Regions from separate parts of the Homo sapiens genome. Here region 1 is linked to region 2. Evidence: chromatin loops called from intact Hi-C (ENCODE). Cell type or tissue: OCI-LY7. All regions are shown on one strand. Links, peaks and the distances in the headings refer to the core of each region. The heading gives the core; the rest is flanking DNA. Region 1 overlaps SDCBP2 (syndecan binding protein 2). Region 2 has its middle 4.8 kb from the start of FKBP1A-SDCBP2.

What was found. Hi-C counts contacts between places; a loop is a spot of excess contacts. Peaks named below come from ENCODE experiments on the same cell type or tissue, not always from the same donor. Only the 100,000 strongest peaks of a DNase experiment are listed, where the experiment ranks them.
Region 1: it touches region 2 in a loop (7-fold over the local background); 96 of 110 quality-filtered maps call a loop at or near these places.

What each region holds. Positions count from the first base shown.
Region 1 is chr20:1,311,707-1,317,078 of GRCh38, forward strand. SDCBP2 (syndecan binding protein 2) reads right to left here. Exons shown (of 9, transcript NM_080489.5): 5 at 1,634-1,792; 6 at 881-1,056; 7 at 631-802. It overlaps FKBP1A-SDCBP2 (FKBP1A-SDCBP2 readthrough (NMD candidate)), which reads right to left. Exons shown (of 10, transcript NR_037661.1): 6 at 1,634-1,792; 7 at 881-1,056; 8 at 631-802. Among named protein-coding and RNA genes, the nearest start is that of SDCBP2-AS1, 11 kb to the right of the region's middle. In OCI-LY7, for the core only: CTCF peaks have their summits at 1,974 (motif pointing right) and 2,177; a DNase peak (open chromatin) is centred at 1,965.
Region 2 is chr20:1,395,261-1,400,632 of GRCh38, forward strand. No RefSeq gene overlaps it. Among named protein-coding and RNA genes, the nearest start is that of FKBP1A-SDCBP2, 4.8 kb to the left of the region's middle. In OCI-LY7, for the core only: CTCF peaks have their summits at 2,658, 2,956 and 3,160; a DNase peak (open chromatin) is centred at 3,181; H3K27ac peaks cover 1,108 bases.

The DNA.
Region 1 (5,372 bases), core at 62-5,061, 84 kb before region 2:
TGAAGAACCTCACGACCCCATGGATTTCTGAATAACGATTTTCTAAAACATTCCTAAACTACTGAACATGATCCACTATACCAAAAAAAGTGCCATACAGAGCAAGGAGGTGTCCATGCAGCCAGCAATAGCTATTATGTATTAAGCACCTGCTATGTGCCTGGCACTGTGCTCAGAGCTCTAGGTACACTGTCTTTTTTTTTTTTTTTTGGAGACAGGGTCTCTCTCTGTTGCCCAGGCTGGAGTGCAGTGGCATGATCATAGCTCACTGCATCCTTGACCTCCCAGGCTCAATTAGTCCTCCCACCTCAGCCTCCTGAGTAGCTAGGACTACAGGTGTGCACCACCACGCTTGGCTAATTTTTTAGTTTTTTTTGTGGAAAGAGGGTTTCACATTGCCCAGGCTGGTCTCGTGCTCCTGGACTTAGTGATCCTCCTGCTTTGGCCTCTCAAAGCACTGGGATTACAGACGTGAGTCACCGCACCCAGCCCTACGAACACCGTCTTACTGAACCCTCACAGCAACCTTAGGAAGAGGATGCTGAGGCTCAGGTGGGGTAAGCAAGCTGCCCAAAGACCTGAGCCCTCCCACCACCCGGCAGTCCCTCCCTGGTGCGGCCACCAGCCTACCTTCAGCCCGATAACATTCTGCCCGTCCACCTCACACACGTAGTGGTTGGTGAGGAGCCCGTTGCGGGCCGCAGAACTCCCTTTGACCAGAGAGACAATCTTCCCCTTCTTGATCACGAAGCCGACGTGGCCCATGCTGTCCTTGTGCATGGTGACAGTCCGCTGGAACGGCCTGGCAGGAGGGACAGTGAGCTGTCCTGGGGACATGGCTGGGGTGAGACGGAGAGGCTGCCCGGGCCTGGCTACTCACCTGTCCCGAACCACCACGACAATCTTATCGCCTGATGCCTTCTTCACCACCTGATGGGCTTTGTGCGAGCTCCACCCAGCACAGTCACGCCCGTCAATCTGCAGGAGCTGGTCCCCAAAGCGCAGCCCCACAAGGGATGCAGGGGTGTTGGCCTGGACCAACTGCACAAAGAGCCCCTGGGGGAGGCAGGGCCCCAGAGTCAGTGTCCCTGGCCCACCCTAGGCACAGATCCCTCTTCCAACCTGTTGTTTTCCTCCTGATACTCCAGGAACCTACAGGGTGCCAGGGACACAGCTCTGCATGGCAGGCACCAAGGTTACCCCATTTACCGGGGAGGAAACACTCTAGGCCTCATAGTTAGGAAGCAGGTGAGTCAGGATTTCAACCCTGGCCTGGGGCTGCACTCCGAAACACTCCACTGTACCATTCACAAAGGCATGGGCTTCCCTGGCGTCGGCTGTCTACACCGTCGCCTGGAAGCTAGATGCCCTGGGCAGCGAAGGGCAGGTGGGGAAGGGAGGCTCCTCCGAGCGACGGAAGCCCACGGAGAGGCCAGTGGAGGGCCCTGCGCAACCCAGCACCAGCCCCGCCCGGGTCTCGGGGAGGAGGGACTGGGGGCAAGAGCCTGGCCGCTGGGGTTAGGAGGCCCGCTCTGCACCTTCCTTACTGTGGACGGGCCCTCTGAGCTCTGAGGCCTGGCGGGAGAGCGCGTGCAGCTCGAGCTCCTCTTCCCACCCAGCCCCCGCGCCCTACCTGGTCGACCTTCCGCAGCCTCAGCCCGGTCTTGCCGCGCTCGTCCTTGCACAGGTGGATCTCGCGCACCCCGGGCTTGATCTCAGCTCGCCGCACGCCCAGGCTGTACCCGGTTACCGGTGCCACCATCTGGCCGGGCCCGGGGCCCGAGACCGCTGTCTGCAGACACCAGGGGGCAGGGGGTCAGCCCGGCCCGTGGGGACCCTGTGCCTCAGGAGACACTGGGGTGGGGGTAGGGATGGGGAAAGGAGGATGGAGCCGTCCCCGGGTCCCCCCACGTCCCCAGTCCACGCTTCTCCCCTAGGGGCGAGAGGAGACGTGGCTCCACGCGGCCACTAGGGGGCGTCAAAGTCCATGCCCTTAAAAAGCCAGGAAAACGGGGAGGGAAGGGGCGAGGATACAGGAAGAGGCCCTTCATTTCCCAAGGGAAACTGGCATCAGGAAAAGCCTCCTTTAAAACCCACTTAAAATAGAAAAAGTCACAGTAAATAGTGAGCAACAGGGGATAAAAGGACTGGATTTTTGTCTTGAGAAAAATGTAAAAATATACAAATTCATGATGCAGAAAAAGGCAAGGAACTTCACTCTCCCAACACTATTAAAGATGGTACTGGAAGACCTAGCCAGCACAGTAGGCAAGAAAAGAGGGGGAGTCACACAGATCAGAAGAGAAGAAATAAAACGGTTCCTATTTATAGATGGCACGATGGTCTACTAGAAAATCCCAAAGAATCTACAAATAAACTCCTAGACCAAATAAAAGAGTTTAGCAAGGTCCTGGGATACAAAATTAACACACAAGATTCAATTGTACTTCTGTATACTAACAACGAACACATGTAAACTGAAATTTAAAATACAACACCAGGCTGGGCGTGGTGGCTCATGCCTGTAGTCCCAGCACTTTGGGAGGCCGAGGAAGATGGATCACTTGAGCCCAGGAGTTCAAGACTAGCCTGGGCAACTGTTGAAACCTCCTCTCTACTAAAAATACAAAAATTGGCTGGGCTGGTGGCAAGCACCTGTAGTCCCTGCTACTCAGGTGGCTGAGGCAGGAGAATTACATGAACCCAGGAGGTGGAGGTTGCAGTGAGCCAAGACTGAGCCACTGCTCAGTCCAGCCTAGGTGACAGAGCAAGACTCCACCTCAAAAAAAAAAAAAAAAAAAAAAAGGAAAGGAAAGGAAAGGAAAAGAAAAGAAAGGAAAAGAAAAGAAAAGGAATACAATACAATACCACTTACAATCACTCAAAAAAAAAAAAAAAAAAAGAGGCCGAGCTCAGTGGCTCACTCCTGTAATCCCAGCATTTTGGGAGACCAAGGCCGGAGGACCACTTGAGGCCAGGAGTTCAAGACCAGCCTGGGCAACAAAGCAAGACCCCCATCTCTGTTAAAAACAAAAACGAAGCAAAATAAAACCTAAAAACAAGAACAACAAAAAGAAATACGTGTAAATCTAACAAAACACATACAGGAACCGTATGCTGAAAACAACAAAATACTGATAAAAGATATCAAAGAAGACCTAAATAAATGGAAGATTCTCTGTATTCACGTGTTGAAAGAATTAGTAAAGCTGTCAATTGCCACCAAATTGATATACAGATATAACACCATTTCTATCAAAATCTCTACAAGATGTTTTGCAGATCCAGGGAAGGTTAGTCTAAACTTTATATGAAAAGACAAAGGAATTTAGAATAGCTAAAACAATTCTGACAAAAAGAATAGCGAGAGGAATCACCACCAAATTTCAAGACTTATTATATATAGCTACAATAATCAAGACAGTGTGGTACTGGTGAAGGGATAGACAAGTATCAGTGGAACAAAGTAGAAAATCCAGAAATAGCCTCAAATGAGTAAAGTCAACTGCTTTTTGCAAGAGTGCTTTCAACAAATGGTGTTGGCTGGGCGCAGTGGCTCATGCCTGTAATCTCAGCACTTTGGGAGGACAACACAGGGAGATCAGCTGAGGTCAGGAGTTCAAGACCAGCCTGGGCAACAGGGTGAAACCTCATCTCTACAAAAATACAAAAATTAGCCAGGTGTGCTGGAACGTGCCTGTGGTCCCAGATACGCAGGAGGCTGAGATGGGAGGATCGCTTGAGCCCAGGAGGCGGAGGTTGCAGTGAGCCAAGATCATGTCACTGCACTCCAGCCTGGGTGACAGAGTGAGACCCCATCTCAAAACAAACAAACAAACAAAACAACAAAAAAAGCAAATGGTGCAACCATGGCAAAAATATGAACTTTGACTGAAACCTAACTCCTTACAAAAAAATTAACCCAAATTCAATCATAAACGTAAACGCAAAACATAAAACTATAACCATTTTAGAAGAATACGAAGGAGAAAATCTTTCGGACTTAGGGCTAGGTAAATATTTCTTTACAAAGTATGAGCCACAAAAGAAAAAAAAATCAATAAACTGGACCTCATCAAAATTCAGAACTGTTAAGCTACAGACTGAGAGAAAACATAAACCACACATCTGACAAAGGACTTTAGAATACACAAAGAACTCCCAAAACACTACAGACAAGCCCCAGCCTGGCCAACATAGCAAGACCTTGTCTCTGCAAAAAATAAAAATAACAATAATAAAAGAAATTAGCTGGGCATGGTGGTGTGCACCTGTGGTCCCAGCTACTCGGGAGGCTGAGGTGGGTGGATCACCTGACCCGGGAGGTGGAGGCTGCAGTGACCCGTGATCGCACCACTGCACTGCAGCCTGGACAATAGAGCAAGACCCTGTCTCAAAAAACAAGAAGAAGAAAACAAGCCATTTAGAAAATGAGTAAAATATATGAAGAAACATTTTACCGGAAAGAATATACAGATGGTAATAAGCACATGGAAAGATGGTCCACATCATCAGGTGCCAGGGAAATGCAAATTAAGACCATGATGAGCCATCATTATACCTATCATAGTGGCTAAAATATAAAATAGTAATAATACCAAATTCTGGTGAAGACATGAAGAAACTGGAGCACTCATGTATTGCTCACGGCAAAATAAAATGGTATAGCCACTCCAGGAACTAGTTTGGCAGTTTCTTTTTGAGACAGGGTCTCACTCTGTCACCCAGGCTGGAGTGCAGTGCTGTGATCTTGGCTCACTGCAGCTTCCACCTCCTGGGCTCAAGCAATCCTCCTGCCTCAGCCTCCTGAGTAGCTGGGGCTACAGGCACAAGCCACCATACCTGGCTAATTTTTGTATTTTTTGTAGAGATAGGATTTCACCATGCTGCCCAGGCTGGTCTCGAACTTCTGGGCTCAAGTGATCCACCTGTCTCAGCTTCCCAAAGTACTGGGATTACAGGCATGCACCACCACACCTGGTGGCAGTTTCTTTAAAAAACTTAAACATACATTTGTCATACAGCCTAGCAATTGCACTTTGGGCATTTATCCTAGAGAAATGAAAACGTATGTCTATACAAAAACCTGTATAAGAATAACTTTGTTTGTAACCACCAAAAACTGGGAACAACTTAGCTATTCTTCAACAGGTTAAACAAACCCTGGTACATTCACATCATGGAATACTACTCAGCAGTAAGAAGGAATGAACTATTATTGACACACACAACAGCCTGGATGGATCTAGAGGGTATTGTGCTGAGTGAAAAAAGCCAACCTCAAATGGTCACATACTGTACGATTCCACTTATGTAACATTCTGAAATGACAAAATTATAGAGATGGAAAACAGAGGGCCGGATGCCAGGGG
Region 2 (5,372 bases), core at 103-5,102:
TACAGGCTGTAACAGAACCAAATTAACTGTGGCTGAAAAGAGGCTGAAGTTGCTGTCTCTCTCATGTAACAGTTCAGAGGCAGGTGGTTCAGTGCAGGTAGGACTTCACAGGCTGCCCAGGGACTCATCCTTCTTCTACTTGTGGCTCCCCATCCTTAGAATCCTACCCTCATATGCATGGTCCAAGTTGGCTCTCCAACATATTTTCATCTCAGCTAGTGGGAAGGGGGAAAGGAGGAATGGGGGGTACATTCCCTTTTCCTTTAAGGGTACGACTTAGAATTGCACACATCTCTTCCCGTTATACTTCACATTGACTATAACTTAGTTATATGGTCAAATTTAGCTGCATGGGAGGCTAGGGAATAAAGTCTTCATTCTGGGTGTACACACACCCAACTAAAATCAGAGGTTCTGTGCTCATAGAATGGAAGAATGGAGATCGAAAGATGAAATTAAAAAGAGGGCCCCAGCAGTCGCCAGGACACTGCTTCACACCACCTAGAGAAAATCAGACTGCAGCGAGAATAAATGATGGAGAATGAGAGCAACCAGGGGCGAGAGAGTTCCTGGATTCCGTTTTCCCTGAAGCCTAGCAGAATAAGGCTTGCCTCACATTCATCCTGTGGTCTCTCTCATGGCTCTGAATTGGGTATCGGTTCAAAACATAGACCTGCCTTTGAGACAGTGGCCATCTCAATCCATGGATATAAGCTTTGTTTATATAGATGGGGGTTCCCCAAGAACCTCACATTTGCACCACTTCTTCCTCAGTGCTTTGGGAAAACACAGGAAAGCATGTAGCTATCAGTTCTGCCACCAGACCTAAGATGAATTGGACCTGGGGACAAGGGGCACTTATTAAGCATTTATCTGATTTTTTGAAGTAACTGGGAGAGTTCCTTTCTAAATTAATTTAGATTCTGTTTATATATAGCCTAGTTATTAACAACTCTGTTAAGTAGTTAAGTTCTTTGGGATCACCCTTAGCAAACCAGAACAAAAAACAGAAAGAGTGAGTGACTCTAAGAGATGGAACTGGGAGAAAGAGCAGGAGATTCTGACTTTCATTTAATATCATTCTGAACTGATTAAATTTATTTTCACTCTCTTTGTGTAACAGGAGACAGGGAATCATTTCAGTCTGAAGTCATAAGCATCCCTCATGACAAGGGGAAGTGACTCCCTCCCTGAAGTTCTAAAACCTGAAAAATGGGGGTTGGATTTCCTTTGGTTTATCCTGTTTGTGGTTTACTCAGCTTCCTGAGTCTATAGGTGTATGCCTTTCACCACATTTGGGAAGTTTTCAGCCATTATTTCTTCAGATATTTTCTTCTGCTCCATTCTGTTTCTCCTGTTCTTCTCAGATCCTGGTAACACGAACATTAGATATTTTGGAATTGTCTCACAGGTGCCTGAAGTTCTGTTCAGCTCCCCCCAGTCCTTTTTCTCTGTTGTTCAGATTGGATAATTTCTATTTTTCTATCTTTGAGATCACTGGCATGTTTCCCTGCAATCTCCATTCTGCTATTGTACCCATCTGTTGGGAGCTGAAAAGGCCAAAGGGATTGTGACCAACTCAGCATTCCACTGAAGGATATATGATCAAACAGCAAACTGTTTATCATGAATGCAGGATGTGGGCAAACTCACAACTGCGCCTGCCGCCAGGAGGTTTGCTGAGGGCCCTGGCGCCATGCTCATTGAGATTATCTACTGGGACATCTAGATCCTATTGTTCAAAGACTGCAGTCTTGCAAGCCTGCTGTAAATCAAACTGCTAACCGACAATCACCCCCCACTTCTTGCTATCTCTTTTGCCTAATAAATGTGAAGGGCTCTAAAGCTCAGGCCCCCTGTTTACCAGAAGCAAGGAGCCCCCTGACCCCTTCTTTCAAATATGCTCTCTTGTCTTTGTCTTTTATTCCCATGTTTGCCCCCTTTGTTCAGTCCCCCAAGGTCTGTGCAGGTGACAAGTGGCGACCCAGAACAGGGACTCCAAGGATGTCGGACACGTGGCATCTGAACACAGGGACTTTGAAGACGTGAATGAAGAAGCTCTGCTGGAGCAGAGGAATTGAAATTGACAAGATGAACGGGGACCCCAGGATGAGTCTGCTGGCAGCAGATAGAAGGTCAGTGCCCTAAAGAGGTACTGGGAACGATATAAGGTCAGTGCTCTAAAGAAGTACTTGGAATGGGAAGTTTTCTGAATCAGGGTAACATGAAGCAGAATTTGTCTATTGAAGAAAAACATCATGTGCAGTTGCTTAAAGTTCTGTTGAGACAGTCTGGAGCTCAGGTTAATTCGCAGGCACTAACTAACCTCCTGCAGAAGCCACAAAAGGTTATTACGCATAACCCATGGTTTCCACAGGCAGGCACTCTTGATGTGGAAAATTGGGATAGACCAGGAGAAGGATTAAAACAGGCTCATCAAAAAGGTCCTAAAGTTGATTCTTCTGTTTTCTCCACTTGGAGTCTAGTTCGTACTGTTCTTCTGCTATCTCCTTATTATTCTGCTGGACAGCAGGCTGAGTCTAAAAAATCTGAAAGAATCTGTTGTCCCACCCACAGCTCCAATTGAAAATAAAAAATGGAGAGGGAGGATAAAAATTGGCCTACACCGCCCCCTCCAGTTGCAGAAACATCTGTACCGCCTCCTTTGGTAGCAGAAATAGTGACCCCAATACAAAGAATTTTATGCTCTGCTGCCATAGCTAAGGGGAGCCCTTAGGACCTTGTACTTTTCCTATTTCTGTAAGTGTAACGAGTGTAGCTAATAATGGGGTACAGAGCCCATTCACTTTAGGATTGGTAGAATCTGCATTTGGTGCTATGTGTCTTCTACCCTTTGATGTAAAACACTTGGCTCAAACTTGCTTGTCTGCTAGTGCATATCTGACGTGGTATTTAAATTGGCAAGAACTGTGTGCAGACCAGGCTAGACAGAACCATATTGCTGGACATGGAGACATTACAGAGGATATGCTATTGGGTAATGGCCCTTATTCAGACCTGGAACGTCAAATGGCACTCCCAGACGCTGCTTATCAGCAGTGTGCACAGGCTGCTAAACACACCTGGGCCACAATTCCTGAAGAGGGAGTCCCAGTACTGTCCTTTTTACATATCATGCAAGGGTCACAGGAACCCTACGCGCAGTTTCTTGCAAGATTACAAGAGGCAGTGAAGCATCAAATTCCTCTTGCCACTGCCACGGAAATGCTAACCTTAACTTTAGCTTTTGAGAATGCAAACGCAGATTGTAAACGTGCACTGGCACCTGTGAGGTGTACAAAAAACTTTTCTCAGAGCTTGTCAGGATGTAGGAACTGAGCTTCATGGGTCTTCAATGTTAGCGCAAGCAATGGCTAATCTAGCAGTTGACAAATCTAAAAGGAGCCAAGGATTAAGCCCTAAAGTAGGAAAATGTTATAATTGTGGAAAAACTGGACATTTTAAAAAGGAATGCTGCCAGATCTCAGGACAGAAAGGATCTTATAATGCAGTACCCCTCCCTCCATAGTGGAAAACATGCCAGGACTCTCCTCGCTGTAACAAAGGAAATCACTGGGGTAATCAGTGCCGCTCAAGATTTCATCAGAATGGCATCCCCCACTGTCGGGAAACGAGAAGGGGGCCTGGACCTGGGTCCCTCAAACAATGAGGGCATTCCCAGTTCAGACCACAACCCCATTTCAGGGGCGGGTCCCAGGAGAAACATTGATTCCCTCATTCCAGGAACACCCAGAAGTGCAGGATTAGATCTCCCAGTCAGAGAACAGGTAATGTTAGTTGGTGGAGACAAACCTATCAAAATTCCCACTGGCATCTGGGGACCTTTACCAGCAGGATACAGGGGACTAATTTTAGGCAAAAGCCACCTTAACTTGCAAAGCATTACTGTAGTCCCAGGAGTTGTTGACTCTGATTATGAAGGAGAAATTCAAGTAGTTTTAATGTCACAAGATCTTTGGGTTTTTGAACTGGGAGAATATATAGCACAATTATTGCTTATTCCCTGCAAATTATACCCTTCTCCACTAAAGGAGAAACAAGGAAATAAAGGGTTTGGGAGCACAACTACACGAGAAATCTATTTATCACAATCTATAGCCTCTAGTAGGCCCACCTGTGTAGTACAAATTAAAGGAAAGAAATTTTATGGGCTTATGGACACAAGAGCTGATGTGTCAGTAATATCCAGTAAGGACTGGCCCCCAGCATGGCCTCTCAGAATAACTGCCACATCCCTAGTGGGAGTAGGAGCAGCTAAAAGTGTTCAACAGAGTGCTGAGATTTTTATCTTGTCTTGGTCTGGATGGACAATCATGTACTTTTCAGCCTTATGTTGAAAATATAGCTATCAATTTATGGCTATAAATTGATAGCCATATCAGTTTATCGAGATTTACAGCATGGGATATGAGACTTACATATGAAAACTTTGATAACCCAGGATTTAAAATGTTGAAGGACATGGGATATCAGAGTGGGAAAGGTTTAGGGAAATCCCTACAAGGAAACCCTAACCCGATATCAGTAACTGGAAAGGCAGGTTAAACCCCGCAGGGAGATTCTTCTTTAGATTCCCCGCGGCAATTAACCAGAGGCAGAAGTTGAGTTCGGCAATGGCATGCCTCCCAGCTACAGCTACAGAAACCTTTGATTTCATTATCCCTCAGACAAAATTTTGCAGTTTTATAAAGTCCATTCTTTCATTCTTCCTGTGATTACTCATCACAAGCTTATTCCAGGTGGCCAGACTTATTTTACTGATGGCTCTTCCAAAGGTCATGCAGCTATTTATGGACCTAAACATACTCAAACAATAATGACCTCTGGGGTTTCAGCTCAACACTCAGAGTTGATTGCAGTCATTCAGGTTTTACAGCTCACAGCTGCAGATCCTATCAACATTGTCTGTGATTCAGCCTATGTTGTGAATGTAACCAGTCGCATAGAAACTGCTACAATTAAAAGTACTCTAGACCCCGAACTGCTTAATTTGTTTCACTTATTCTCATATGCTGCCTGCTACATGCCAAACAGGTGAGACAGCTGGTCATGTACGGCCACATTGTCTGTCATCATTTGCTCATATGGGGATTCCTAAACAATTAAAAACTGACAATGGACCCGCTTATACTAGTCATGCTTTTCAAAATTTCTTACAGCTTTGGGCTATAACCCATAAAACAGGAATTCCTTACATCCCTTGAGGACAAGGCATTATAGAGCGGGTACATCAAACATTACAATGTATGTTGAATAAACAAAAAGGGGGATTAGGAGACCAGTTACCACCTCAAACAAAATTACATTTAGCTTTATTTACTTTAAATTTTTTGATTCCTGGTATGGATGGT